Linked DNA regions of Homo sapiens: regions 1 and 2 are each linked to region 3. A link is a loop called in an ENCODE intact Hi-C map of the cell type or tissue named here. Cell type or tissue: endothelial cell of umbilical vein. All regions are shown on one strand. Each heading gives the region's core, and the rest is flanking DNA. Links, peaks and the distances in the headings are about the cores only.

Region 1 (10,411 bases), core at 2,488-7,487, 270 kb after region 3:
CCAGGGTTCAGGTAACAACTCAGTCAAATCCATCCCCTGGACAGACCCACATGTGGCTCTAGAAGGAAGACAGCCTCTAGAAAGAAAAATGGCAGCACTTCCCCCTGTGCTCTCAGGTCCCCCTGGGACCTGAGCAGCGCAGGCAGGGACCGTATAACAGTGTAACCGAAGGAGGGGCAAGGACGCTATTCCCCAGCTCTTACAATGGGGCATAGTCTGCCTTGGCACGCTGAGAACTTGGTGAATGAGCTGGAGCCACCATGGACACAGAGATGCCAAGCAAACGTAGGGAAGTGAATTTCAGCAGCACCTGGAAGGAAAGAACTTAACCTGAGATCTCTCCTGCAGGCTCTTGACAGCGCTGGAGTCTCCCTTTGGAGGCCGAGGGTGGGGTTGGGAATCTCAGGGGATGTCTTGAACTGGGCAGGGGTGAGGAGCTAGTGACATGCTAGGGTTGGTAAGGGTGCGAGTCCCTCACCCCTTAGGATCAAGACTTGGGGAAATCATGTCTCTAGATCATTGAGACTTGGGGGAAATCAGGTTTGCATTGGGGCATGATTGTTAATCCATGCGGCAACCCTATAAAATCACAGATGAGGATCCTGAGCTTCTCCATTTGGGGCAGAACTCACTGGGACATCTTGATACCTCGAAATGTTAGCACGACGTGCACCATGCGGGCACTGAGAAGCAGCGCAAGGCAGCAGTGCAGGTGTTTGCAGGATTGAATCTCAGCAGCCGCTTGTTACTCTGAGGCCTTGAGCGAGTTCCTTGACCTCTCTGAGCATCAGTAGCCTCCTCCACAACACAGGATGTTGATATCTAATGTCTCAAACACAGCCCAGAGATAAACAAATGCAAAGTGTCAAATGGAACCTTGGAAGAGTAGAGTGCAGCCTGGGAGGCCAGGCTTTTTCTCGCACTCATAAGGACAGGACTGGATTTGGCCTGTCGGAGAGAATAGTGGGAATTTCTGTTCTTTTCTTGCATAATCTTCCGGCCCTGGTTAATGAATCTGGACAAAATGTCACTTAAAAGGCACACTGGTCCTTTGTTGCCAGAAGGGTTCGATTCAAATCTCTTTGCTGGGCCAAAGCAAGCCATATTTATGCCTTTGGTTCAGACATGGAAGAAACAGAAAATTGATTATGTTCCTGTTGGTTTCATCAAACCCATCATATTCCTGGTATCCTCTGACAGTCTGCAATAAAGCAGTGAGATCTCAACCCTTCCCAGGCCATGGGGATGATGGAATCTGGGAAGCTGGCATCTTCAACAGCTGCTCCCAAATTGGCTGGGCTGTGAGATGAATCCTGTCTCCATAAGAAGACACACAAGATGCTTCTCTCTTCCGGAACCCCTTCCTGCATCTGGGTCACTGAGTCCCTTTCTAGGGAACCAAGTCACACAATGTTAATTCTCTCAGCTCGTCACTTCTTCCATATTCATTGAATGCTAAGCAAGTGTAAATGGAGTCAAGATTTCGTTCTGCAAATGCCTTACATATGCAATTGCTCATTTCAGAACCACTCACCTCGCACACGCCCATGATCTGAAACAGGTTTCTCAGTCGCCTGCTCCTGAAACAGCCCTACAGGTGCCCTGGCTGATCTCTGCAACCTCGGAAGGCTTAGGTGCTTTCCAAGGCCTCCCTGAGCTGCCGTTGTGGTGTGAAGAAGCTGGAGGAGGTTGGTTTTAGAAGAAAACAACCCAGTGGTCCAGCTCTGCCACTTTTAAGTTCTGCTTCATGCTGGAAAACCTTTTTCTTCTGTCAAATTTCAAGCACTAAATTTCCTCAACATACTTTCGAAGGCTCGTGTTTTATCCGTTTTTAATTAACTCATTTTGAAGCTTTCATACTTGTCCCCAAAATATTTTCTTGGCATTTCATGGTCATTGTTTTCCTTGGGAAGGCCGCCGGTGCTGCGGAGGAGGGTCACCGAGCAACATGGCTTGGCATTTGGACACGCTTTTGTTCCCTTCTCCCCGCCAGGCCTCTCTGGGGCTCTTGCATTTACTGTTAAAATATTACAGAGGCCCACACCCGAACGTCCATAATCCCCGGTGCTAGACTGTCTCTAATTGATTTAATTATTCATAATTGCTCAGCTGGGCTTATGCATACTTGTGCGTGATTATAGTGAACAGATGGGTCTGTGGCGGATGATGTGTCCCTTCCTGATTAGCGGGTGGATCTGGAGTTTCTGGGAGCCTGTCATGGCCTTGCGGACACTTGGACAGCACCTTTAGAAAGTTGGGATGAAACCCCTTAGCTTGTTGGCTTTAGTGTGGTGCCACCCTCGAACGTTTGCTTAAAATGTTTGGGAAATTAGAATTCTTGGTGCCAATGGAATTTAAAAACAAAAGACAGACAGAAACATTGGCAAAGGGTGGGGAAGGGCAGGGGTAGTTGGGTTCAAAGGAAAGGAAAGTAGGAAAGCAAGACATGGAGTAAAGCAAACAGACACCTGTCAACTAGATAGACCCTCAGCTCATCTCTCACGGGGCTGTCTGTCTGTCCACGTGCCTGTAGAACCACAAATCCAGCCCTAACATATACCTGAGATACTTTGGGAAAAAATGAACCTGCTGATATCTGGGGGCATGCAGGGAGGCAAATGGGATGCAGAAGCAAATTCCATCCCAACAAGATGAGATATCATCAGCCTGAGGGTCCCCTAATTGTCCCCATACGAGTCTTCTTAATTAATTCAAGACAAGTAAATGATACGAGGCCTCATAGGCTTCGCGGGGCAGCTTCCTGGTGACTAATATTTGAAGCAATAAAAGGAGCCAGAGCATTCCTGCTTCTTAATGGTCTCCAGTCATCCCCACCCTCGACCCAGCCCCACACAGCCCCAGCCTCCTCCGGCTTGGGTCAGAAAATAGCATGGACCAACTTTGGGATGCTTCTGGCTTTCTGGTCATTTACAAAGTGCGTTGGCATCTTTTCCCTTGTCTGAGCCTTGTGTAAAGTCAGGTAAAAAACAGGAGATTTGCCAGGGCAGGGAGTATGATTCCCATGATACACGGAAGGGAACTGAGGTTCTGGGAGAAAAGTGAGTTGGTGGAGCCACACTGCGGGAAGAGAAGTGAGGACTGGATTCTAGGCCTGGGGAGACGCTTTCCTTTCATCTCTTCCCTCCCTCCAAGTAGAGGCTTGTGAAGAGCTCACCAGAATATCTCATTCTGGGTTCTGTGTTCCTAGGGAATGATGGTGGTCAAAGAAGCCAGGTAACCCACAGATCCCAGTACCCACAGATCCCGGAAACAGCCCCTCCAAACCACGGAGCGGAGTGAAGGAGGCAGTGTCCAGATCGCAGAGGGCTTTCATGCCCACTTTCTCCCAACGGCCTTACAAATGACCCTGGCAAGGCATGCATTCACCCAGGTCAGAGCTCAATAAATACTTGTGGTGTGAGTAAATGAGCCCCAGGTTATAACTGGGGAAATTGAGGCCAGGAGAAACCAGGTAAAGTCATAAAGAAGAGCCAGAACCCCACGACCAGTCATCTGATGCTCCCTCCACCCCATCACCCCTCAAGGGCCTCTGCAGGCAGCAGTTTAATCTGAAGCAAATCCTAAAATAGTCCTCAAGAAGATGAGCACATCCCAGCTCTAATTCGCCCTCCAAGTGCCTCGAAAGATCTTTTCTAACAAAAACACAGAAATGATTTTTACAATCCAACCAACCATCAGCTCCATGAACCTTGAGAGAGACGGGAAGGCAGCCGCAACCTCTGCGAACTGAAATGTATTGTCAGAAGGATGTAATTACAAGTATTTATGTACACTGATTCTGAACCAGAGAATCCCGGGATGGCTCTGGGGCCAAAAAAAAAAAAAAAAAAAAAGAGAGAGAAAGAGGGAGAGAGAAAAAAAAGGCTTAAAAACTCCTGACAATGAGCAATTCTTCATGGAACAAAACTATTACAATAGCCAGCCTTTGATCTTGCCCGTCTCCTGTTGCCAATTGTATTTTGTCACCATTGGACTGTCACCCGCGAGGGAGCACTTTTGAATTAAGCAGTCTACAGCAATTTAGTCTGCACTGGCTTTGAAGTGCCAACATCAGTCAGGCCAGGACTAACTTTTTTCATTAAAAATTTTTCAGCTTCTCTAAGGGAGCTTTTTGCCTTTTTTTTTTTTTTTTTTAAGCCTGCCGGGACATTTAGATAAGTTGAGCCTCCAACCCGTGGCCCCAAGACATCAAAAGGCGCGGGGTCCAGTAATGCTGGAGGCAGCCATCACTAAGCCCTAATGGAGTGCTTCATTAAGATCGCTTCAAAGGCCCCCGTTTACAGACTCGGAGATTGACTAATTTACACATTGTGGGAAAATTGCTACCAGCTCTGCCCACACCCCAGCAGGGGGAGAGACGCCCTCTTTCTTTGAAAGGCAAGAACTGCAAAAGGCCCCTCTAATTGCAGACTGGCCTTTACAAGGGAAAAACCCAGGCCCTGCCCTAAATTTTGCATTCGGCTGCCTTAGCACTCTGCGTCCTCGCACCGACCCTGGGGTCCTGTTTGTCCGGAGACAGCGTGGCACCAACCCAGCTGTGTGTGCTTTGGAGCTGGATACTCCTAAACACGTTTGGGTTTGAACTCCAGCTCTGATCCTGCCAGCGAGGAGCCTTAGAGCAAGTGACTTAACCTTCTGGGCCTCAGTTTCCCTCATCTGAAAATGGGCGTGATCAAGTCACCTCCCAGGGATATTTTCGAGGATGAGAGGTAAGGACGGCAGGAGAAGCTCAATGTGCTGGCTACTTTTACCTTAGCGTAAACATATAAGAGAGCGAAAAGGCATCCCTGAAACTGAAGCCATGTTTTCACAAGCTGTCTTCACGGCTTATTGATTATTTGAGATGTTTGCACACAGACTGGGGCATGAGGTCCATAGATAGGTGCGGGTCAGGCCCGTGGCTGTTTTGAGAACTGTGTTATGTGGCCTCAATGGCAGCACGTAACAGCATCAATTCATCTATTAATAGTTTTCCTTTGTCGTAAAAGCAAGTTGGGAAGGGCGTGATGAGGCGAGCTCTCTGGGATGCTGTCATGTGGATTCACCCACGGGTCTGAAACCAGGGCTGGCTATGGAAGGTTGGTCACCAGAGGCCCTGTGGGAAAAGCACCAAGCTCAGGGTGCAGTCACCCTTCCAGTCTGGCTCTGTCCCCAACGTCCTGAGCAACACCAACCATGCCGCCTGTCCTCTCTGGTCAGCAGGGTTCTCCTGGGACTGAAAGGGCAAGGCCTAGGTATGCCCAAAGCCTCCTCCCCAGCCTGATGACTCGGGGTCTTCACCCCGCTTGAGGCCTCAGCATCTCTGGGACCTTGTGAGAGATGCATGTTCATAGGCTGCCCGGCCCTCCTGAATGGGAATCTGCATTTGGAATGATCCCTGGTGATTCGGGCACACAGTAAAGTGGAGGAGCTCTGCCCCAATGCTTCTTTGGCCCAGGAAAACACAGTGATGCTTGTTTCCTCAGGGGATCCAGCCCGGTGACTTTGGCCTGGGAAGTCATGATTTTTGGGACTAACAGCCTGGCAGGCCCCTTGCCTACCACCCAACTGGGACTCATTGTGTTTACATCAGTGTCATGCAGCTTTACTCTCTAGGGTCATGTGGGGTCCCAAGTGAGGTAAAGGAAACTGCTGCGTCATTCATCGAGCACCTACTGTGTTCAGGCATCCTGCTGGGTGCAGCGCACCTGGTAAGTAACTGAGATTGTGAGTCATTTGGTCTTTTGGTTGAGTCATTGAGGAAGAGATTGAGTGACTGGCCCAGGGTCACACAGTCAGTGAGTGGCCTCCTTCCAAGCACCCCCTGCACCACCCCCTGCACCAGGCTGCACAGAGGAATCCCAGGGTGCCCATTTCTGGAGGTGCCCCCCCGAAGAGGCTGGTTAGATGGGGACCCAAGGGGAGGCCTGAACTGCCACGTCCTCCGGTATTGTCCCCTTCCCCTCTACTTTCTATTTGCCCATCTTCCTAATTAGAGGGAAAAAATCTACACTCACTTCCTCTATTCAACCTTTCACTTAAAAAAAAAAAATGCAACTCCCACCCCCCTGGTTCCCAGCCTCGAAGGGAAGCCACCCTGGCCAGGGGCAAGCATCGCAGCAAACCACTTAGCAAACCGCAAATTTCAGAGGCCTCGTCACATCTGCATTTTATCAGCTTTTTCCGGATAGTATTACCCCGAGCAATTGTCTGCAGATCGGCCGACAGCTGAGACGTTCAAGCTCTGAATTACGGAGAAAGGGCCGGAGATAAAGCCGAGCACATGTATCCCATCAAAGTAATGAAAGCCGCCTGCCGCCAGGACGCCCTGCTGCCTCCTTCCTAGCCGCCCTGCCGCCCCGCAGGAAGGCTGATTAACCCTTGCGAGGCAGGGGAAGAAGAGCAGCGGTCATCCAATACTCAGGCTAATCAGGGTCCCAAGAATGGGAGGGAGGCAGAGGGGGTGGGCCGGAAAGAACAGCCATCGCAGAGGGCCACTCTGACCTCAGGATTAGACCTGCTGCATTTCCTGTCACAGGACTTTGGTGGGACGGCAAAAAGGTAGATGAATAAAGGACTTGGTGTCCACAAGGTCCCAGAGACACTGCCTGGGTATTAAGCATTCCTAGAGGAGTGAGGGCAAGCAGTTTCCTGTGAGTAAGCCTTGCCTTGCTGTGAACGGATGCCATGTTTGCAAGAGTTGGTAATAATGTTTGCTGAGCACTTACTGTGGACTGGGCACCTTTGTTCCCCTTGCTTCCTGTCCCACCCCATGGTGTGCTATGCCTGGAGCTCACTGCATTGAACTCCAGTGTCTCCTAGTGAGCGGTGGATGCCAGGATGTCCCCAGTCCTCTGCTCCCATGACCAATGCTACTTGGGTATCCATGTTCTGCTCTTCTAGGGGCCTATGTGACAACTTCCCTGGCATCCATACCTCCACAGCCCAGAGTGGGGTCTCCGGGATGTGAGCTGTACCCAGGCCTAACTTACGTCCGGACTGACCAGCACGCCTTCAGAAAGACTCTCAGGTTTACAGTACACGAGAGTGCACAGCTCTCCAAGACATTCCAAGCAATGTTACTTCATCGACTTATGGAAATTTGCCTTTCTCATAGTAAGTCTAAAGCAACGCTGCTGCTTTAAAAACTACCAGTCCTTTTTGCTGAGGAGTTCGAACATCTCGTTATCCTTGTTAACCGTTTAGACCTCTCTTCTGCCTTTCACAACCTGTGGCTATTTTTCTATCAGATCTTTGATGTTTTTCTTATTGTTTGGTAAGAGTTCCGTGTATATTCCAAGTAGTCGCCACTCACCAGTTTGACTCTTTGCAGCAGCATCCCGTGAGTCCTCTGTCTGCTGCCGTGGCCGGCGGTGCCCTGGGTGGACGGGAATCCTTAGTTTTCACGCAGTCCAATTCTTCATATTTGTCTCCTTCTGTCTTGTGCTCTTAGGGTCTTTTGGAGTAGAGTCATTCCTTTTTAGGCACAAAGATATCTCCTTATGCTTTTTTGATTGGCTTTATTATTTTAGCATTCACATTTAGGCCCGTAATCCATCTGGAGCGCACCTTTTTTTTTTTTTTTTTTTTTTTTGAGACGGAGTCTCGCTCTGTCGCCCAGGCTGGAGTGCAGTGGCGGGATCTCGGCTCACTGCAATCTCCGCCTCCCGGGTTCACGCCATTCTCCTGCCTCAGCCTCCCGAGTAGCTGGGACTACAGGCGCCCGCCACTACGCCCGGCTAATTTTTTGTATTTTTAGTAGAGACGGGGTTTCACCGTGTTAGCCGGGATGGTCTCGATCTCCTGACCTCGTGATCCGCCCGCCTCGGCCTCCCAAAGTGCTGGGATTACGGGCGTGAGCCACCGCGCCCGGCCGGAGCCCACCTTTTGAAAGGCTTAAGGAAGAGATTATCCATTTTTATTGAAGTAAGACAGCTCTGTCTGATGCAGCATGCTGTTGGCTTAACTGGACCTTTGATTTCCCAGCAGGGACCTCAGCTTGCTCTGGGGCCTTGTCCTGCACCCCAGGTTCCCCATCAATGTCTTGGGGTGGGGAGCATCACTTAAAGTCTCATTTCCCTGCCACCTTCTCCACTTCCATAAGCTGCTGCATAGGTTTGGACATCTTCTCTCTGTTTTGTATTCAACCACAATACACACAAACTAAAGGAGGCCAAGATGATAGAAGATGGTTCTGCAGTTAGGACCCCTCCCACCCACCTTCAACCCAGCATTGCAGCCTCGTGTGCATCCTTGCCAGGGATCTTTGCCATTGCAGATCCCTCTGCTGTGAGGGCTTTTCTTTCTTCAGTCCTTCCCATCTGATTGGCCATCTCTCCCCTCAAGAGTCAGCTCATTTGTTCACCAATCTGTGTGATCTGTGCACTAAAGAATAATGGATATGCTGTATCTGCCAGAGTTTTCTGGGGAAAAGCAACACAGATGGACGCCAGCAAACCTCATGCAACAAAAGGCGCTATTTCCAAGATTTGGAGTAGCTCACAAAAGTCAAGAGAAGTTGAACCATCAGGCTGCAGGAAGACAGGAATTGGGTAGCTCTGGGTTTCTACAGAGCAGGAAGTAAGGGGAGATCAGAAAACCTTGGTGTCAACTCTTATCCCGCCTGGTGTCGCTCTCTCATGCCTGAAGTTCTCAGCAGGGAGCACAGAATTCGTTCAGCTTGGGTCATGTGCTCAAAAAGGGTCAGACACCATGACTGACCCTCCACCAAGACCGCTTGCAACAGGAAGGAGCTGGCTCCTGGAGGAAAACAACTCGCAAGGCTTCTGGCAGCCCAGACACGGGTCATCCCTGATGGGCTCTTTATCCCAGCTGTGGCCTTGATGAGTGCCGGACCCCTACGTGGGTCCCACAGTGCCTGCTCAAGGACCTCACAGCCCAGTGGAGGAGGCTAGTTAAGTAGAAAGTGCTCGAAACAAGGTAAAGAGTGCTGTGACAGAGGGGGCACATGGGTAGGACCCCCTAACTCCAGGCGGAGCATCAGAGAAGGCTTCCTGTAGGAAGCAGTGCTGTGCTGGGCATACACAGAGCTGCAGGAGCTGGTTGAATAGAGAAGCGGGGGAGGGTGTTCTGAGCAGAGGGTGAGCAAAACACGCAGTGAGAAATAGACAAGCAGTTGATGTGGGAATGCATTTCCTCCTGAGTAACAGAGGGGTCCTGGAATGTTCCATGTGGCCTCAGGGTCTCTGGGGCCCCACTCAGGGTTGGGTTGGAGAAGGCTGAATGCTGCGTGGAAGGAGATTTCCTATGTTTCTGATCTGGCTTGAGAGCTTTTTGATGGCTGGGAGGGCCGGGTACTCTTTCTTAAGACATTGATATAACAGCCCCAAAGAGCTGACTTGATCATCAGGGCCAGACCCCTCACCTCGGAGTAGATGAGAAACTCCAGATGAAGGGGAATCTATCTGAATGACTCATCTTTTCCTCCCCTGGGACTCCAGAAAGGATCTGCACTATTCCATTTCAGTGGCAAGATATCTCCGTCCTCTTCTCTCTGCCATTTCCAGAGAGCTCATTTGAGACACACTAATCAAAACCAACCGGGTCATGTTACAGAGGGGAAAACTGAGGCCCAGAGAGAGGAAATCCTGGCCACAGTCTGTTCCTTGAGTCTCCTTGTTGAGCTTACAGAGGGTCAACGCTGTGGGGTCAATGCTTGTGTTACAAAAAAGTCACATCCTACCTTCATTTGAAAACCATGTTGTTATCCATTCACAACCACCAGGCTGGCTAATTTTAAAAATGGAAAATAAATGTTGGTGAGAATGTGGAGAGATCAGAACCCTTGGGTGTTGTTGGTGGGAATGTAAAATGGTGCATCTGCTGTAAAAAACAGTTTGGTGATTTCTTAAAAACTTACACATAAAGCTACCATATGACCCAGCAATTCCACTCCTAGGTATATGCCCAAGAGAAAGGAAAAGCGATGTCAACACGAAAACTTGCACGTGAATGTCCATAGCAATGCTACTCTCTACTGCCAAGAGGTAGAAACAGATGTCCATCACTGATGAATGGATAAATAAAATGTAGTCTATTAAGGCAATGGAATATTATTCAGACATAAAAAAATGAGGATCTACAGTGTGGGTGAACCTTGAAGATATTGTGCTAAGGGAAAGAAGGCAGACACAAATGGGTAAACATTGCATGATTCCATTCATATGAAATTTCCAGAATTTGTCCAAGAAAATCCATAGTGGAAGACAGCTGATGAGTGGTTTACAGGGACTTGGGAGAGGGAAGAAGGAAAGTGACTGGCGAATAGGTATGGGGTTTCCCTTTGGGGTGATGGAAATGTGTTGGAACTAAATAGTGGTGATGGCTGCATAGCATGTGAGTTTAATGTACTAAATGCCATTGAATTGTACACTTTAGAATGGTTACTTTT
Region 2 (10,411 bases), core at 2,433-7,432, 87 kb after region 3:
ATGTAGAAATCTTGAGGGTTCACACTCCAAGCAAAGAGAAGAGCAAGTGCAAAGGCCCAGAGGCAGGAGAGCACTGGACCTGTTCCAGAAACCTCCAGCAGGCCAATGTAGCTGAAACACAGCCAGGCACAGGGGCTGAGACAGGAGGTGGGCCAGGCCATCTAGGGCTCAGGGACCATGGTCAGGACTCTATATTCATCCCAAAGGTGATAGGGAAGCACTAAGGTTACAGTGTAACCATATCCATGTCTCAATCACCTGCCTAACTCTACTAGAAGGAGGGAACGTGTCAGTGCTGGTTGAATTGTGACTTTCTCATGGGGTAGGGGGTGGGTTATAGGAACATGAGATATAAAACGTACCAGAAAAGGTATCCAACCTCTAGGCGTCCCCCTCCTTGGACACCTTCAGGTTCCATGGCGATATGATTTGGCTCTGTGTCCCCACCCAAATCTCATCTCAAATCGTAATCTGAGCAGTGGAGTAATATGATCTAAGCTTTATACATCCTATATATTTAACACCATCTCAAATTTACAAAAAAAGTTACAAGTATGGGACAAATAATTTTTGTCCCTGAGTCATCTGAAAGTAAGCTGCCAGCATGATGCCTGTCACCCCTGGACACTTTACTATGCATTTCCAACAAACAGAGAGAATGACCATCAAAATCACGACGTTCACAACATGCATTTTTACCATTTGAACCTCAGACCACATTCAGGTTTCATCCTTTGTCCCAATAATGTTCTTTATAACAAAAGGAGCCAGGGTGGAATCACACATTGCCTTTAGATATCAAGCTCCTTTAGTCTCCTTCAGTCTGAAATGTTTTCTCAGTCTTTCTGTGATTTTCGTGACCTTGACTCTTTTGAAGATGACTGGCCAATCATTTGATAGAATATCCTTCAATCTGCATTTGTCTGACCTTTCACCCTGATTAGAATTAGGATATGCATCTTTGGCAGAAATATCACATGAATGGCAATGTGTTCTCTAGGTTGCATCCTATCAGATGCACAAGAACTCAATTTGTCCCATGACTGATGATGTTCACCTGCATCACCTGGTTAAAGTGGCATCTGCCCACCTTCTCCATTGTGAAGTTACTATTTTTACTGTTCTTCCCTCTGCAGTTGATAATTATTTTTATATAAATATCCTGTTCCTCATGAAACCTTCAATGTATTCAGTTATTAATAACACTGTGGACTCCTGTTTTCCTGTTTTATTCTGTGGGCCATAATTCTTAACTCTCATTACTTATTTGTATTTAGATTACTCCAGAAATGTCCAGCAGTGGCTTCTGTGTTCTGGCATGTTTCCATCATTGTTTGGGTGCTTAATTTCTGGGTAACAAGATGTTCTAGGCTCCTTTCTGCCTCAGTCCCAGAATCAACCATTTCTTCTAGGGTGCATCTTCCTTTTAGTTGAGATGAAATTTGGAATCCAAAACCTGGGTACAATGTAGGCTCACTGCTTTTGGAATGTCAGTGCCCTCAGGTTCTCTCAATAGACAAAACTAAGGAATATATGTGTTTATATACACATCTAGTTGCAAGTATACATACATGCACACATCTTTCATCTATATTTCTATGTCGATTTAGGTATTGAATGTTATGAGTTCCTATCAATACCTCCAATCGCAATCCCCTCTACAAGGGTCTTTCCAGATTCTCTCTTTCCATATTTGTAACTTGATGCTCCAACAGCAAGAAATCTTTCTCCTTTGCTTTTAATATATTTGCCTACCTGATGAGTCCCCATGGGTATAAATAATCCTCCATCTCCATTGCCATTCTCTCCCTTAGAAGGATGTTATTCTTGGTCCACTGGGGTCCTGACAGCTGGTGCTAGGCCTTCTCCATGCATGGATGCCCTGCTCATCCTGCCTGGCCTCTGACATCTTTATGGGGTCACTTTTCTCTCCTTGTATCTAACACCCTACACTGAGCTGCCCCTTTTGGTGCTTTCTTCATTTAGCCAGAGCTCAAACACTCATGCCTGGCAGCCCTCCTCCTTGGATGCCTTCTTCAGGTTCCATGGTGATATGGTTTGGTTCTGTGTCATCACCCAAATCTCATATCAAATTGTAATCCCCATGTGTTGGAGGAGGGGCCTGGTGGGAGATGATTGGATCATGGGGGTGGATTTCTCCCTTGCTGTTCTCATGATAGTGAGTGAGTTCTCACAAGATCTGATGGTTTTAAAGTGTGACACTCCCCTCTTTCCACCCCTCCTGCTATCATGCCTTCCACCATGATTGTAAGTTTCCTGAGGCCTCCCCAGTCATGGGAACTCTGAGTTAATTAAACCTCTTTTCTTTATAAATTACCCAGTCTCAGGTAGTTCTTCATAGCGTGTGAAAACGAACTAATACACATAGCCTGATATTCTGCTCCAGGCCACCCTTTGATAGAGGCTCTCCTTACTCCACCTGTCCCACCTGACCAGCTGAAAGGAGGCACATGTATCACACCTGTTCAGTGGCAGCTTAGGCCCTCTCTCCTTGGAAGGGTATATCAATTTTCACAGTTTGTGGCTCTGCCATTTTCAAAGGCTACAGTGAAATCTGAGCAGGAAATGAAAATCATCCATTTCTGCAGTACTCCCTGAAATCATTACATCATCACTAACTTTCCCCGAGTTCCCATGTGATGTTGGAGCTGGAAGGCCCCCATTTACCAGAACCAGATAGCTTATTTCATGCCTGTTTGCTTTTGCACAGGCTGTCTCTCTGCTTGGAATGCTTTTCCCATGTGCGATAAACCCCTCCATTCCAAATATTTTAACTCTGTGAAACTTTCTTTGATCCCTAAATTTGACCCCAAGTTAATCATTTTTCTCCCTCTGCTACAATTTTCACATTTAGCTTTTAAAAGATATTTAATATATTGTGCACCTCTTATACTAGGCTGTGAACTCCAACTCCCTGAGACAAGTTGTTCATTCATTCGTCAAATATTTATTGAGCTCCTACCATTGTAAAAGGCTCTGTGCTAAGTACTAAGGATGAAAATGGAGAACAAGATGCAGCACTTTCCCTCAAAGAGCTTGCAGTCTAGTGGGGAGTTTCATTAGGTAACCAAGCCATCCTAATCCATATTGCTGGCTTAGAGTCTGACACATGGAAGATGGTGAATGAATGCTTATTGGAATTTCTAAGACTGGTGGCAAGAGCATGGAACACAGTACTCATTCCCTGCTAAAGACTGTTCTCGCTGTCTCTGTCCTCAAGGAGCTGGTTGTTTACTGGGAGAGACAGACACCAACTGTATATAAAAAGAGCACTAGAGTGTTTTCCAGGCCATGATGTGGCACACTCACTGTGAGCTGCTGCAGCAGACACCGTTGGGTCTGCCCAGGGCCCTCAGATATCCTGCATGCCCTTTTCTGGCTCTGCATGCCCATCCTCCATGCTTCTGTGAGCTCCACTCTTAAGACTCACCCTGCAGCCTTCTTGGAGGGACTAACCTGGGCTACTGCAGCCACTTCTGCAATGGCAGTGAGCGTCAGCATTTCAAAAACAGACAGGCAGGAGGGTAGGACAGCCCGTGTTCCTTGCCTCCAAGCAGATGTAACCTACTCTGGGGAGCTCGGGATCAGGCTGGGACTGGGACTTCTGATGTGATGTCCTTGTGTGGCCTCTTCTCCTTTCCTCTCCTGCTTCCTCCACTCCCCTCTTGCTTTCTTGTGAGAGCACTTCCTTCATAAATACTTTGCCCAGTCATTCTCCACGGGTTAGCATGTGGGAAACCTGGTCCAGACACTGCGTTCGCAATACCTGGCCCTGCTAATGTGTAGCTCACAGGGCAGGTGTGTGCTCCAGCCGGGAATCCAGCCAGCTAAGTATCTGATATAGTTTGGCTGTGTCCCCACCCAAATCTCATCCTGAATTGTAGTTCCCATAATCCCCAGTGTCGTGGGAGGGACCCAGTGAGAGGTAATTTAGTCATGGGGGCTGTTACCCTCATGCTGTTCTTGTGATAGTGAATGAGTTCTCATTTGACAGTTTTATAAGGGGCTTTTCCCCTCTCTGCTCAGCACTCCTCCTTCCTGCCCCCATGTAAAGAAGAACGCGTTTGCTTTCCCTTCCGCCATGATTGTAAGTTTCCTGAGGCCTCCCCGGCCATGCTAAACTGTGAGTCAATTAAACCTCTTTCCTTTATAAATTACCCAGTCTCAGGTATGTTTTTATTAGCAGCGTGGGAATGGTCTAATACAGTATCCAACCAATCAAGTGCAGCTTCAGAGACCTTGGGCTTTAAGAAAAGGGCTGAAGGCCAGAGAAGATTTCTCAGTGAAGGTGAGTTGAGCAGGGCCTTAGGGGAGGGTAGGTCATTAGGTAGAAAGTTGGGCATTGCAAGGCGAGAAAACAGTGTATGAGCTGCTGTGAAAGACATGGGAAGGGGAGAAGCTCAGGCTGTTTCTCCTCCACCAGAGAATGCCCTCCTCCTTCCTCCCCCTTCCTCCCAACACACACACACACACAACACACACACACACACACACACACACCAGTTTTCTCCCGGAAACTGAGCTAATCCAGCCACGCCCCGACAGACATTTGCAGTGATTTTACACACACACACACACACACACACACACACCAGTTTTCTCCCTGAAATTGAACTAATTCAGCCAGGGCCCCCCTACAAACGTTTGTAGTGATTTTACTCCCAGCGTGGACTCTCCTGCCCGGTCAGCTTCAAGGATTCCTTTGGTCCCAGAAATAGCCAAGGTGGCGGTGAAGGGAGGAGCTGTTTCATTTCCGAAATGAAAAAGTTTAAGATAATTACACAGACGGCTTGAGCCTGCAATGGACAAAAAGTTTCATTATTGGACCCCTTTGGGGAAGGCGCCTCCCATCCCCAAAGGAGCGGGTTAACCGCTCGGCTGGCGCGGCCCCGCCCGGGTCGCCGTCTGAGAGGGACGGTCGCGCCCCCTTTGAAGTGCGGCCGCGCCTAATGAGGGACTCGCTGGGCCTCGGGATCAAGTGTCAGCGCCGCCCCAGACGCCGCAGGGCAGACAAAGGGCGCGGGCCGCCTGGCGGCGCTGGGAGGAGCGTGCGGCCCGCGGCGCTGAGCGGGACAAAGGCGGAGACGGGCGCGCGGCGGGGTCCCACGGGCAGAAGAGCCTGGCCTCCAGCGCCCGGCGCCCGGTTCGCTGCCTCCGGAGCCCCCAAGAGCCTCTCTGAGGGCGGGAGCGGTAGCGCAGGCCACGCCGACGGCGACCACAACGCGCCTGCGCCAAGCCCCGGCCCCAGCGTAACCTCGTGGGTGACAGTGTGACCTGGGTTTTCTCCGATACGCGCGATGTGCCCGCTGAGGGCAATATAGCACCCCCCTCGCACCTCACCCTTAGGCGTGCCAGGCACTCTTCTAAATCCGAGCTTCTATTAACCCATTTCCTGTCCTGCATCACTTTGCAAGGTGGGTGGGGTGAGTAGCCCCATTGTCCAGCTCACTCCATTCTACAGATCAACCCATTGTATAGCTCACCCCACTGTCCAGCTCACCACATTGTACACGTCACTTCATTGTACACATCAGCCATTGTACAGACCACCCCATTGTACAGATCACCTCGTTGTACAGATCACCTCATTGCACAGATCACCCCATTGTACAGATCACCTCATTGTACCGATCGTCCCATTGCACAGATTGTCCCATTGTACACATCACTCCATTGCACAGATCACCCCATTGAACACATCACCTCATTGTACAGATAACCCCTTTGTACAGATCACCTCATTGTACAGCTCGTCCCATTGCACAGATCGCCCCATTGTACACATCACCCCATTGTACACATCACCCCATTGTACAGATCACCCCATTGTATAAACCACCCAATTGTGCAGATCCCATTGTACAGATCACCCCACTGTACAGATCTGTGAAGCGAGGCGCAGAAGGAGTCCCAGATCACAGAGCTAGAAGGGATGCTGCTGGGCAGGGTGGCCTCAGAGTCCCAGACAGATGTTTAAATATTTGACATTTTTGTCGTCTTGTGTGTGTATGTGTTTTTAAAAACCCTTCATTTATTTATTTAAATTTAGAAATATATTTACTTTGATTAAAAATATATTACATTAAAGTATTCTTTATCTTGGTTATTGAGATTTTGGGCGCCCTCTTAAATTTTGGGTCCCAGGCGAGTGAGGCCCTGTCTGGCTTTTATGCCTCTTTACTGCCTGGGTCGAGGCTTTGGATCCTCACAACAAGCTCTCGCAGGCAGGGTTACTGACCCCTTGGATATTTCAGAAGGGGAAAAACTGAAGCTCAAAGATGTGAAGTGACCTGCCCAGGGATGCCCAGCAGGGACTGTGACACCAGCTAGTTAAGGTACCAAGTCAGTACCTTGCAGGCCCTTAGCTACCTTTGTTTTGTGGAGCCTGGCCGTCATCATAGCAAACTTCAAAACACATTACATATGGCCTTTTTATTCCATAATATCTGAAACTATATTTTAAAAATAATTTTGATTTTGCTTTTAGTTGGCTACAAGGCACTAATTTACAGTGGCTGTGATTTCACAGAAATGATTGGGTGTACTGGGAAATTCTTGCAAAGTGAGAAAATTAAATCCTTTTCACATGTAATGAAATTTTTAGGAATAATTAATTTAGCATTTTAATGATGTTGACACGGTGCTACCTTCTGTAGACATTTAATTAGACATTTATTAGTTTTGACTTTGTAGTTTGCTTTCCTCCTGGTGGAGCCAAAAATTACTTTTCCAGGTCTCCAGCATTTTTGTTGGAAATCCCTTCCAGCAGCATGGGGGTCCCAGGCAACTTTCTTAGGGTACCCAACCCCTAGGATGGTCCTGCCCACTTCAGTCCCCCACCTCCTCCCCATGCTAGGGGTGGGGCACCTCCCATCTTTCTAGTGTCCTGGCTTTCATGTGAGCAGGACCTTCTCAGGTCAGGCCCTGCTAAGCTGTAGATTCCCTGGAGTCCAGTGTGATTGTAACCATGTCTCAATCACCAGCCTAACTCTAATAGAAGGAGGGTACTTGTCAGTGCTGAATTGAATTGTGAGTTTCTCATGAGAGGTTGGGGTAGAAGAACATGAGATATTAAGTGTACCAGAAAAAGGATGGGTAGTTCTGGTGTGTTTCAGTCAGCTCTGGCTGCTATAACAAAATACCATAGCCATAGGGTGGCTCAGATAACATTGACTTCTCATAGGTCTGGAGGCTGAAAGTCCAAGAAGTAGGGGCCAGCTGATTCTTGTCTGGTAAGGGCTCCTGTCCTGGCTTGCGGATGGCTGCCTTCTTGCTGTGTTCTCACATAGTGGAGAGAGAGAGGGAACAAGCTCTCTGGTCTCTTCCTATAAAGGCACTAATCCAGTCATGAAGATCCCACCCTCATGACCTCATCTCAACTAAACTATCTCCAAAGGCCCCACCTCCAAATACCAACCTTGGGAGTTAAGGCTTCAACATATGAATATGGAGGGAACACAAACATTCTGTCCATAACATGGTGCTACTACTCATGTTGTGTGTCCCCAGGGAAGTTTCTGCACCTCTCTGTTCCTCAGTTTCCCCTTCTGGAAAATGAAGGTGGATCAGAAAATTTCCTATCTGAAGCTCCTTTCAGTGCCATCATTCTCTCATATGGGTTCATGGAAGAAGCAGTTTGGTTTCATGCAACTGAGCATTAGGGAAAGGTAAAGTTCTAATGGCCTACTTTCGCAAATGGGGTCAAATAGATATTTTCTCCAGTGATAGCCTGTGATTCTCTGTGATTTTTTTTTCTGGGTGCACTCTCCTCACTTTTCCTTGAATCCTTAGCAGACACTGCCATGGTCTTTCTGTGTGTCTCATGCCATTGTGACTTGTGTGACCACCAGGCATTGGGCTTGGCATGTGGCAGGTGCTCATTGCAGGAGGGAACATCTTTTCCAGATGAGGAAACTGAGGCACAGAGAGGTCTGAGTCAATGCAAAAGCAATCTAACTGCTATGATGTTTCTGCACAGCCTTCTCTGGAAGAGGAGAGATTTTATATATCTGCAAATTGCATGGACTTTCTTCTTACCTGTACCCAAACCACAGCTGCATGAGGTCAGTGAGGGACACTGTGTTCCCACTAGAACAGCTTTCAGGGCAGAAGACAGCTTTCCTCCTTACAAAGGAATCTCACATCCAGTCCTCCACAACCTATTTTACCCAAAGGCTTCTGACTAAAGACAGCTGTCTGGGGGCCCAGGAGCCAGGGTGCCAGTTCCAGCCCTGGCACAAGCATTCTTTGTGACTTGGAGCAGGTCCCTTACCCTCTTGGAGCCTTTGTTTCCTCCTCAGGGAACCAGAAGTCTGGACTAGATCAGAGCTTCTCAAATCATCCGAGGATCCTGTTAAAATGTGGAGCCTGATGAGGAGACCTGCTGGGGGCAGACATCCTGCACTTCTAACAAGCTCCCAGAGGATGCAGTTACTTTTGCCCATCTGTGGATTCACTGAGGAGCAAGCAGGACTTCTAAGGTCACCTCTTGCTCTGAAGGGACAGACCTTGAGCCCTGGCAGTGGGCACAAAGAGAGTGACAAAAACAAAAAACAAACAAACAACAACAACAACAAAAACCCAGTTGCCCAGATTTGGGTCAGCCAGGAGAGCACAGAATGTGAAATGATTCCAGAGGGATCCTTCCAACCACAGATACAAAAATCAACATCGTCATCGTCACCATCAGCAAACATTTGTGCAGTGCTTTCCCCTGTCCTGAGCAGCTGTCACATCCTTGAACCCAGTTGACCCCTACAGGCACCCTGGTGGGAGAGGAGGACACGGCTGAGGAATCCATTCAGTCCCGGTGGAGGAGCTGGGCAAGAGCACAATAGTCCCTGAAAGGATTGTTTCCATGCAGCCCTTTGATTTTCTTAGCATTTTTTTTTTTTTGGTGCCTGCTTTCTGACCCCTTCTTCCTTTGTCTCCTAATGCACCCCCACCCCGCTCCTAATTCTTCCCTCCCCCAACACACACACACACACACACACACACACACACACACAAAAACGTCAGGAGGAGAAAATCAGTGTATCCACCCACAGATTTCTCACTTTGATCCTTTCCTGTCTCACCGCCTGGAACCCAGCTTCAGAGACCAGGATTCTGGCTCGTTTTGGGGTGACCCAGTCACTTCCACTCTTCTCACTTGTAACTATGCAATTTTCCTTAAGGTGACATTTGTGAAGGATTTATGTTGTCTGGGCACTATGCTGAGTGACTTCATTCTCACTTCACCCTAGGGAGTGGGAACTCTTAACTATCTCCACTTCATTGGTGAGAAAACTGAGCCTTTAGGATGTTTGCCTGCCCAAGGTCACCTAGTTAGTAAATGATGGAGTCAGGACATTACCTGACCTTGGCTGACTGACATCAAAGATCATTGTAGATGAACGCACAGTTGTAAGAAGTAATACAGAGAGATTTGTGTAACTCTTATCCAGTTTTCTCCAAAGGGAGCATCTTGCAAAACTGTACTACAATATCATAACAAAGATATTGACACTGATAAAATCCACCAGCCTTATTCAGATTTCCTCAGTTTTACTTGTCCTCATGTGAGTGTATTTAGTTCTTTGCAATTTTAACATGTATGTAGGTCCATGTATGTAGCGCCACAGTCAAGATACACAACAGCTCTGTCAGCACAGGCTTCTGCAGCCTTTAATAATCACATCTACTTCTCCATGTCACCCAGCATCCCTCATTCTTGTAACACTAAACCTGTTCTCTATCTCTATAATTTCATTATTTCGAGAATGTTCTGTAAGTGGAAGTATATGCTTCTGGGATTGGCTTTTTGACTCAGTCTAATTCTCTTGAGAGTCACTGAGTTATGGCATGCATCAGTAGTGTTTTGTTTTTTTTTTTAATTTTAACTGAGTGGTGTTCCATGGCATAGAAGTACCACAGTTTCTTTAACCATTTACCCACTGAAGAATATCTGTGTCCAGTTTCTGGCCATTATGAGAAATGCTGCTGTGAACATTCACGTACAGGTGTTTGTGCAAACAAAAGTTTTTACTTTTCTGGGAAAAATGTCCAAGGGTATAAAGTCCTTGCTTTTACTCCCAACGTTGTGTGGCCCTCTAGGTTGGTTGCAAAGATCTTTTTTAAAAAGAGCAATGTAAGTTGAGATCTTACTATATATTTGATACTATGGTAAGTACTTTGCATGGATCAACTCATAAGTCCACAAAACAACCTTAGGCTTAAGTACTGGTGATATCCCCATTTTGCAGATGAGGAAACTGAGGCGTAGAGAAGCTACATAGTCTAAGGACACACAGAGTGTAAACAGTTGAGCCAGGATTTGAGCTCAGGCTGCCTGACTCCAGATCTGGCTATTTAACCAGCCTATGAATGAAGTTTCTTGTTTTGGCGAGGG
Region 3 (10,411 bases), core at 1,906-6,905:
TCTCAGCTCACTGCAACCTCCACCTCCCAGGTTCAAGTGATTCTCCTGCCTCAGCCTCCCGAGTAGCTGGGACTACAGGTGCGTGCCACCATGCCCAGCTAATTTTTTTGTATTTTTAGTAGAGATGGGGTTTCACCATGTTAGCCAGGATGGTCTTGATCTCCTGACCTCGTGATCCGCCCGCCTTGGCCTCCCAAAGTGCTGGGATTACAGGTGTGAGCCACCGTGCCCGGCCCCTTCCTCTCAGGAATTTTTTATATGAAATACATCTGCGGCTTCTGGCCATACTTACTACCTCTGAAAATAGTTCATGGGCCTCCCAAATAAAATACAGTTTCCAGAATAGAATCAATACTCTCTGTGTCAGCAGAAAGTGCAGAGGAAAACAGAACCATTGCTTCCCTTGTTCCAGACTCTGGGCTTCTAGTAATGCCACTTAAGGGCATGCTCACCTTCATGTCACTGAGTCGAGCTGAATTTACATCGACTAAAATGACTTTTTCCATGAGTGCTGCTGATAAACTAGGTCTTCATTATATGCACATTTTTCCTGGCCTCCTGTCATTTGCAATTCTGATCATTATGCCATTAAAGACATCTATAATGAAAAATCATCATTCAAAAAATGAGATGAAAATGGGATATAAAAAGTAACAAAGAACCGGAGACCCCTCCCTGTAGACAGCCAGCTCAACTAGTCACGAACACCCTAAGGGTCTATTTTAAAAACATTTCCTCCACAAAAACATCACGGAGAGGCTTTGCTAACTACTGCCGTCTAAAAACAAATATTCTCCTCCCCTACCTGCCTAACAACCCAATCCAAAACTACACAATAGGCTGGAAAGACATGGCTCAGGCTTCTGAATCCCTGCCGGTTAATAATGACTACTTTCTTTTCTGTGTGCTTGGAAAACTTTCTTTCATTTGTTCACTTGACAAATATGTAAGACCCAGCATGGGCCAGGCACATTAAGGACGGAGGTAATAAAGAAAAGAGGAAGGGAGGAGGGAGAACAGAACAAGAAGTTCCAACCCAAGGATCCGACCCAACTTCGCACTGCTTTGCGTTTCAATCCAAACCCCATCTGGTCTGGAGGCTGTGTGTGGAGAGTGTGCATGCATGCTGCATTCTTCTGAGTCTCCATACTGCAAAGGATGAAACCAGGTAAAACAGACCTGGGTTCAGATCCCAGCTCTGCCACTTACTAGTGACATGGCTTTGTGTCACTTAACCTCTTCCAGCCTTCATCTCTGAGGTATAAACTTGAGACAGTAATAATGCTGAAGGTGACTACAGGTCACTGATGAAAATAATGTCTGTGAAGAGTCTGACACTGTGTCTGGCACACAGTAGGTGCTCAACTACTCTAAGTTTTCTTCTTCATTTCATCACTATTTCAGTCTCACCCATAGGGCAAGGTGAACTTTAGTGCATAAGGTGAAAAGCATACACAATTCAAATGACAATTTTAAAAGGCCACAAGGCCACTCTGGACTTCAACACATTCTTGCAATGGGTTCAAACCAGCCAGTGCCCCCAGCCCAGTGTTGGAAAAGACTGCCATTTCTTCAGTTGTGAATCAGAGGAAGTGGCTGGTTTGAGTTTAGGAGACATGATGACAGTGAAAATGCTAGACTCGCAGGCAGTAAGCAAGATACTCTTAGTAGAAGAGGCCCTAGGGAACAAAACCAATGATGGGAACGGCAGATTCGCAAGCCCCATCTCACCCTCACCCCAGAGCTCACACACGCTGGGTGGACGGCAGGCACTGCTGAAACAGGCATTTCTTTTCTGCCAAGCACACATAGATAACCTCCTACCATTAGGTTTCTGTGGGATGCACCTACAGCGTGCAGCCTGTCCCTGCCCTGTCCCCTATGCGCTCTCCTCCGTATCTTTTCTCCTGCTCCCAAAGCTCTCCTTTTTCTCGATGCTACTGGTACTTTCCTGCACGGAACAGTCTTTGACTCACCACACACTTTTTCTGGGATCACTGCTTATACTAGAATTCCATGAGCAGCCTATATCCTTTGCTCTCTTAGAAGTACGAGTGGTGGATGGTCAGCACGCAGGCAGAGGGCGGGGACAGCGCCTCCAGGCACATGGTAACTCCCAGCTGGTTCTCTGACTTTGGAGTCACCGGGTGATGTGCAATTCCTCACTTGTGTGCTTTGAAGGTTGCATGGAAAGAACCCCCAAATGCTTTCCAGCTCAGAAATTCCAAGATAATTTTTGGGTGTTCAATCAATTTGAAAGCTCCTACCACCAACCCCGTCAGTTTCTTTCTACTTTTATGCTTTCCAAAGCTTCCAAAATCATTCTAAGGCTCCAGGTACATTTGGGATTCTAGTTACTGAGGTTATCAGACTTAGGGCATTTCAGCTGCAGAACTTTGGAAAGTCTGCTCATAAGAAATCAGAAATGTCATTCACATGTCAATAAGATGGAGGTAAAATAGACAAGAAAAGAATTACCTTGACAATTCATAACAGACAACGAATGTGGATACATTATAAATGTTTTTGAGTGAATATGCAACAAAAATGATCACCGCAAACACTATTATAGTACTTACTATATGCCAAGAAGAATTGTAAGGGCTTTTTACAGATTATTGCATTTAATCCTCATTATAAACTTAGGAGGCAGGTACCCCTAGGATTCCTCTTTTACAGAGAAGAGAGGCCAAGTTAACTGGCTTGAGGACTCATTAGGAAGTGTCGGAGCTGTATTTGAAATTAGGTCTACTCCATAGCCTGTATTCTTAACTTTTCCTTGCTCTTAAAATTCTTCAGAACCTTGACAAGAGGGGCGAGAGGAAAAAACATTTTACTCATATTTGAGTTCCTCAAAATATCAACTCTATCTTTAAAATTATTTACATATCTTCAAAAACAAATAGTGCAAAATTCATATTTGAGTTTCACTTTCTAAGAGGGGACTATATTTTAAATTTCTCCAGTGGCCTTACACAGAGTCACGAACATCTAAAGTATAGTTCTTGACCTTTTTAGGGGCACAGATGCCTTTGAGATACTGACAAAAGCTATGAATCTGATCTCTTCTATAAAAGAAATAAACATATACACAAAAACAAAAAACTTTCTGCCTGTCATTTTGAGCTTCAGAGGCTTTTGGTTCATGGAGCTCAGGTTAAGTGCCTCTGATTGTAAACACTGTTCAACACACACACACACACGAGACACACGAGGGTACACTCTTTCTGTAAACATCATCTGCATAAGGAAGAACTTTGAACTTTCTAGCTCAGCACCCGCAGACATCTGCTGGCCATCAGTGGGGGTTTGTCTGCATGGTCACACTAAGCAGGGATCTGGGGCCTGCAGGTGGTGGGGAGACTGAGTGCACCATGAGAACCACCTACACTGAATCATCCAAATCATCATCATAATAAACTTCCAAATCATCATCATAATAAATCATATTGAACATTTAGTGTTTCCTATGTGTCGGACACCATGTTAAACCCATTGTATAGACTATCTCATTGAATCCTCACAACAAATGAGAAAACAGATGAGTACACTTGCCCAAAGGCACACACCTGGCAAGTTGAAAAGCCAGGGTCCATACTCTGGAATAGACTCTAAGCCTGTGCTCTTAAATTCTTCACTCTATGCCTCCAAACTTGGGCTCTCCGAGGATAAAACTCAGTGAAGAACGAAACCAAAGAGGTGTTACCTGCAGCCTTCTGTCGCCTCCCCCCTGCCAAACCCATGAAAACAAACCCATCAATTTTATTTAGCAGTTTCTTCAAAAGCATTTGCTAAATGTCAGAAAATATTAAGCAAAAAAATGTATTTATACCCCAACATAATACATCCCACATCCCAGGAATACGCTCACTCTTTTTGTGTTGAAGAATTTTAAAACTTTAAAAAATTCTAAGTCCAAAAAGAACTATGTCTTCTTCACTTTGGATTCCCAAAGCCTGGCATAGTTCCTAGCTCAACAAATGTCTAGGAACATTCAACAAACGAAGAGGTGATACATTTTATCAAGAATTTGACATTCTAAAATAAATATCAAGGAATGGCTGTACCTAAAATTTGTGGTCATGATGTGTTAAAAGTTGTTTTTTTTTTAAATGTGGAATTGTTTCATCTAATTTTTGCAAATATTTTAGTACACTCAAAAGGCATATAGTCTCTATGACAAGCAGGTAACAATTTATGACCTACAGTTTATAATCAGCAGCAACTCCTCCTCTCGTGAGGTGAACAGATTAGCAGCATAGTATAAAGTTTGTGGCAACAAACAGGTTCTATCCAAAGCCGTCTCTTACTACCGAGGTTGAACATAAGCACTCAAAAACACAAAATTCCCAAAGACTAAATACTACCCTACTGACATTTAAAAAAAAAAGTTTTGTTTGAATTATAATATCAGCTTATAAGAATGTGGAGATGTCAAGCACCAGTACATACACCTATAGAAGTGCGAAAACTACAAAGAAAACCGACATATCTCACAACTACTCCCAATCTCATTCTCCTGGGGTCCTAGCGCTACTTAAAAATATGTGCTAGGACGATTAAAAATCACTTATTTGCAAGACAAGGGCAAGAGTTACATCAATGTAGACGAAATCTCCTACACAGCCCATCAAGTATGGGTCCCATCCACTAGGTGGTGCTCTCCACCACACTGTTCCTCAGTGAGCAGTACAGTACATCAAAATGACAACAGCCTAGTTTTAAGATGATTTGTCTCTTGAGGATATACATTTGGTTTAAGTTTCTACTGCAAAGTTAAAGTTCTTAAGATAGGTCATGCAGACCAATTGCTCCTGTAATCTGAAACTCAAAAGAGCAAGTAATATCTAAACAAGGGGAGGGGGTGGCCCTGAGCTTATAAGGGTCTCTAAGAGCCAGGAGACAGTCAGCCTGGCTACCTCTAATCTCACCATCAAAACTGTTACCTTGTTCATTTTCTGCTTCACATCAGCAAAGAGAATAGCAAAAGCAACTTCAAGCGGCCCATAGCAAGAACATACATTCAACATCCATTCTGCTTGTCAGATGTCAATAATTTAATCTCAACTGCTTTGTTATCATTCAAACCCCAAAAGTAGAAATGTTTTTGCTTTACTCAAACTGATTTTTTTTCTCTTTTAGCAAAAACAAAAGCAAAGGAATGAATGTTCATTTTATCTCAAAGTTCTGAGAAAGAGGGTTTGGTAACAAGATATATGTCCTTGCCTCCAAAGTCATCTTTCAACTAAGTGAATGGGAATAAAATGCAGAGTATGCTGGCCTTGACCAATAATACAAATGTCCAAATTCCAAGCAAAGTCCAGGGTCTTGCTTCATCATTCCCTGTCCTCAAAAATATACAGATCCCTTTTTTCCTTTTTCCTATAATGAGGAAAGTCATTATGATCGTCTTTGGAGTGAACAAGGCAAGAAACTCAAAGCACTTCAATACACATGCAAAATAATTTTTTTTTTTTTTTTTTTTTTTTTTTTTTTTTTTTTTGGTAGAGACGAGGTCTTGCCATGTTGCCCAGGCTGGTCTCAGACTCCTGGGCTCAAGCAATCTGCCTGCCTCAGCCTCCCAAAGTGCTGGGATTATAGGCATGAGCCACCACACCCGGCCAGAAAATATTATTTCAAGAGATAAGTTACAGAACTTTCTAACATCTTCTTTGTTTGGAAATAAATGAAAAGGTAAAACTTAGTGGTTTCTAGAATTTAAAGAAACTAGCAAATTGCCAACAGCTTAGTTTTACAAAATGAGGGCTCAACTGCTAAAAATGGATTGCTCCTTAAGTGTACAAAGTAACACAAAATAATCACTCCGTAACATAACATTTGCCGGAAAAAAATGTGTGAAAACTACTAGAAAAATAATAGTTAGGTCCTGAGCAGTATATTAAAGATCTTGATTTTGAGACTCAAATTATATCTTTTCATTCTACATGAGTTCTTACTTTCTTTGGACAAAAAATTTAAGGTCCTGTATCTGAATTCAGCTCAGTGTGAAAGCTTTAAATGTAAAACTAGTATATGCAATTTAAATCCCCTTTAACAGTTTTTCAGACAATTAATTAGGTAAAGCATTTGAAACACCATACATACAAAAAATTTTCATTCATATTGCAATGAATTTCACTCAAAATCACATATCGAACTGTAATAAATTTACAATAAAAATGTAACACTAACTGCCCCCCACAAATACATATACACTTTTAAGAGATACACAGTCATGTACCTAAGAAAGGAAAGTAAAACTTGACAATGTTCAAGAAATCTTTCGAAAGCTCTACAGCATTAGTCAGCATTATCTGATCAAATATTAGCATGACCACTATTTTCAAAAGGGCCCATATGTAACAATAGCCAAAGGGGCATCTTCCTAAACTTACAGTATTACTCTAATAGAACAGACAAATTTCCTTAAGAATTGGAGTTGTACTGAACACAAAATGCCGATTTGCAATTATGAGGTCAATCTCATAACAATGAGATTTAAAACAAATTTCAGATTACGGTTTTAAATTTCTATTCATTCTCTATACAGTGGTATATTTCAATAATTACATAAACTGAAACGTTTTCCCTCCTATTTTTTCTCCAAAAGGTTCTCTACAGATGCTTACTTCGTAAAATGCAGCTTAAAATTTATTGGAAACTAAGAATTTTTTTACATGGAATCTATAAATACATGCATAATTTCTGTGCCCATAATTGGAAAAGGGCACAGAGGCTCCTATAACAATCACTAAGGAAGCTCTTAAAAACAAAAAACTTCATCCATGTTCAGGCTGAAGAATTCACATTTAACCTTTATTTTAAATTACAGCCAAAGTCTTTGTTTCAAATCCACATAAATCACTGTTCTTCTCTCTGCAAATACATTTTAGAGAAAACATTATTTAATGTTACATCTGACTTTAATAGAGTTTCCCATTTGCTTTTGCATGTTTATTATCAAACTCTAATCATGACATTTCCAAACTTATTTATACTTTCACACAAACTTCCGAAGTTTTCCCAACTTAAATAAAAACCCACAAAAACTGTGGGAAATGTTTTGCTTGAAAGATAAAAGCAACGTGGTCCAAATGTACATTTGTAATAATCAGTGTTTACTTTTGTTGTTCAAACATTCGGCTTATAGCACTTTCAATATACGCATTCAACTTAATTTTCTTGTCTCTTAAAAAAAAAAAAAGAAGGAAAGTGTTTTCTTTCCCTGTTTTGCTCTCAAAATATAAACTCATTTAATGCAAAGCATTCCCGGATCAGGCATGTTTTAAACTACGAGCACGTCTAGCCTCAACAGCATTCATCCATATTATATACAAAATGCCATTTCTTTCAAAACTTCAGTCTGGACATTTTATAAATCTAATTTCACTTTTCCTAAAAACATGAGGATATTTTACTATATAAGGCTCAATTAAAGTTTTAGTAAATAAAAATAACAAAAGAAATGATACCATAATACTAACGTAGGAAAAAGGATATATATTAATTTCATTTACTGAAAACGTTGAGGGTTTTTTCCTTGAAGTGTCTCTACTATAGATTTTACACTACATTTATTAAAATATGACAAACCTTTAACCTGGGAACAATTTACCAGTTAACATCATCTACCGAAAGAGGAAGTATACTTTGGGTAAGTAAGACACTGGAAACGATTTATGCTGCCTTTTTTCAAAGCTGCTTAGAAAATGGCTATGTACTTTTAAAAAATAATCATTAAAAACAGTCTAACGGTTGTCTTGTGATATCGTTGATCACAAGCCTAGTGATGCCACCTAATTCTAAAGACTGAAATGTGCCTCTCAAAGGGATCTAGCGCAGCCACAGTGTAATATACGTTAAAGGTAATGAAACTAAAAAGTAAGATTTCCTAATAGAATGAACATATTTTAAAGTTTTTATGATTGACAAAAGACTTCTTTTTTTAGCCATTAAAAAACTAAAAGTATCCTGACAAGAGATTCTGGTTTTGAAGTATGTCACACTCCGGTTACCCAGCCATGAATCTCAGTTCATTTTTTAAAATGAGGTCTATTTCCTGTAATTTTAGATATTTTAGAGTACAATTATTTTACATTTTTATGATGCCTTTGGGGTATCATTACAAATATTTTTATGTGTTTAAACTTAGGAAAGAAAAATTAAGTAATAGCTTCTCTTATAGGGAGCTGTCAACTCTCTCCTGGACAAAAATCTTTGTTTTAAAGCAATCTAGAGATTTATATCCCTAGTAACCATAGAAATTAATCTTAAGCTTTAGAAAAAAATTGCATAAAATGCTCTTTATTTAATTAAAATCAGAGCTCATTCTTAGAAATAAGAACCTTCTTTCGAACAGAAAGAATTTTCCACAGAGTATAGGTGGTACTCTTTGTGATAAATGAATCACGCACATTTAATTGACTTTTGAATTGTGTGCATAGAAAGTTAAGTACTTTGTTGGAAAGGATTCGCTCAGGGACTATATTCACTGAAAACTTTTCATAAGAAAAGAAAGTGAAACACAGGATTCAAACAGTGTTTGTAGATTATCTGAGTGTGAGCAAGAAAAAAAGCATAAAGAAAAGCATTTGACAATAACAATTAGGAGAATCACTCATGGGGAGGTCACTTTGTTTTTATTAGGAAACTGAAAATATTTTTCAGCGTGCCTTAGTATGACGATGCATCAACACATCATAAATCAAATTTCATTTTGTGATGACTATCACTTTCTATTTCACATGCATTAAAAAAGAGACATGTTCTGAATTCTGCTTATCACCATATGACTAAGAAGTTTATTTCAGATTTAGAAACCAGTCGAGGATGTCTGGGGCAGTCAACAATGCTCTGCTTAGCCACTCTCTTCCCTAGTAGTCTGAAAAAAATGTGTGCATTTAAGAGATGGTAATAACAAACTCCTCAAATATTTTTAAAATGTCAAAGTTTTTAAGGCTTATAAAATTCAGATTCTGGGCAAATCTGTGTACTTCCAAATTTAACTTACATGAGATTTAAAATTCATGGCTTCAGATTTTTCTCTGCATAATAAATAATTTTAAAAGTTATTCACATTCTGATTCCATTATATTTTTAAAAACCCACTTATTTGGAAAAAAAGATATTGCTGATCATGTCATACAATATTAAATATCCATAAAGTGCTCAGAAAGTGTACTGTAAACACCAAGTAAAGTCAAACTGCAAATATTTCTGCTTTCAGACAATCAAAGTCTTTGGAGAGGCCTGAAATAGGTGTTTCTCTACACACATTTAGGCACCACTAAAAATGCTAAACATTATCATTTTCTCTAAGCAACCCCAATTTTTGGAAAAGGCACAGGCATTCCCAACCCCCCCGCCCCCTCCACTGCCCATGGTTAATTTCATAGTCCTACAAAGAGAAAATTTACTAGGCACTTCAGGGAATCAAGACATCGTGGTACACGTAATGAGTTGCAGAAAGAGACAGAAAGTGATTAGGAATTGTAAATAGTAAGAATAGGTAGTTTCCACTGTATTTAATTGACACCACAGCATATTCACCTGGTAGTTCTAAAAATGATTCCTCTATGATTAAAAAAAATTGTTTTTGTTTAGGTGGGAGAAATATTGATTCAAATGACGCATCTTATTATCTTCATTGTAGGCTGCACACTTCCACAGCAATTGGTCCTCCAAGTAAACAGTACCTATCATGAATTTTCACTTTTAATTCAAATTATAATAATCAATGATACTAGAAGTCTAAATCTATACTAAAGCATCAATAGAAAATATTGTTAATAATGGTTTTAAAATAAGCGCAAAGCATAATGCTGTTTTGAAGTTTTTACAGTATGCTTAGAAAAACAAAATGTAGGTGTTCTACTAGAAATGTAGCTGGAATATCTTCATTCCCCTCTGTTTTTAACCTTATACATGCAAGAAATTATGAAGATACAACAGCCTCATTTTCATGGGAAAACAGAACTGGAAAGAGGTTCGTGGGCTTTCAATCACATGTGGTTTGAATGTCTTTAACTCTTTTCCCTCTCATGCAAGAAAAGTCAACAAGGTAAATATATGTTATTTTTCAGTACCTCCATAAGCCCATATCCCATGGTGGTATCCTTTAGGATTTTATCTCAAAGTCTTACACTGGGGTCAGGTAAGCTAGGCCTACAAAATTGTTTTGAGGGTTACATAACATATACATGAGCACACTGAAGTGATAGAGAAGACAAATGCTACGAAGTAAAAACTGATAATGATCACAGCACCAAGAAAGTATTTATTAACTATTTGTACACTACATATTGTACAGTACATATATTTGGGCTCACAGTGTACCCTTGGTCAAGTTCCTTCTCCAGGCTTCAATCCTTGCTAATAAAATGAAGAGACTGCATTCCCTGATCCCTAAGGT

Evidence for each region. Peaks named below come from ENCODE experiments on the same cell type or tissue, not always from the same donor. Only the 100,000 strongest peaks of a DNase experiment are listed, where the experiment ranks them.
Region 1: a loop joins it to region 3, with 5 times the contacts of the local background. A loop is called at or near these places in 7 of 110 quality-filtered maps.
Region 2: a loop joins it to region 3, with 8 times the contacts of the local background. A loop is called at or near these places in 15 of 110 quality-filtered maps.

The regions. Positions count from the first base shown.
Region 1 is chr4:4,757,338-4,767,748 of GRCh38, forward strand. LOC124900165 reads left to right here. Exons shown (of 6, transcript XM_047416490.1): 6 at 3,209-10,411. It overlaps LOC101928279 (a long non-coding RNA gene), which reads left to right and starts at 4,423. Exons shown (of 3, transcript NR_125892.1): 1 at 4,423-4,730; 2 at 6,904-7,116. RefSeq lists enhancers at 5,179-6,378, 5,633-6,169, 5,804-6,113, 6,170-6,707, 6,284-6,423 and 1 more and a silencer at 1,587-2,002. In endothelial cell of umbilical vein, for the core only: no CTCF peak of the experiment used is centred there; no DNase peak of the experiment used is centred there.
Region 2 is chr4:4,570,395-4,580,805 of GRCh38, forward strand. The region is part of intron 2 of LOC124900165; the gene reads left to right. The region is part of intron 2 of STX18-AS1 (STX18 antisense RNA 1 (head to head)); the gene reads left to right. It overlaps LINC03091 (long intergenic non-protein coding RNA 3091), which reads right to left and starts at 5,497. Exons shown (of 5, transcript NR_199719.1): 1 at 5,362-5,497; 2 at 4,664-4,817. RefSeq lists a silencer at 4,931-5,290. In endothelial cell of umbilical vein, for the core only: no CTCF peak of the experiment used is centred there; DNase peaks (open chromatin) are centred at 4,557 and 5,097; H3K4me3 peaks cover 914 bases; H3K27ac peaks cover 941 bases.
Region 3 is chr4:4,483,927-4,494,337 of GRCh38, forward strand. All of the region lies in intron 1 of STX18 (syntaxin 18), which reads right to left. Among named protein-coding and RNA genes, the nearest start is that of STX18-IT1, 7.4 kb to the left of the region's middle. RefSeq lists a silencer at 4,568-4,687 and an enhancer at 6,195-6,374. In endothelial cell of umbilical vein, for the core only: a CTCF peak has its summit at 4,652 (motif pointing right); a DNase peak (open chromatin) is centred at 4,655.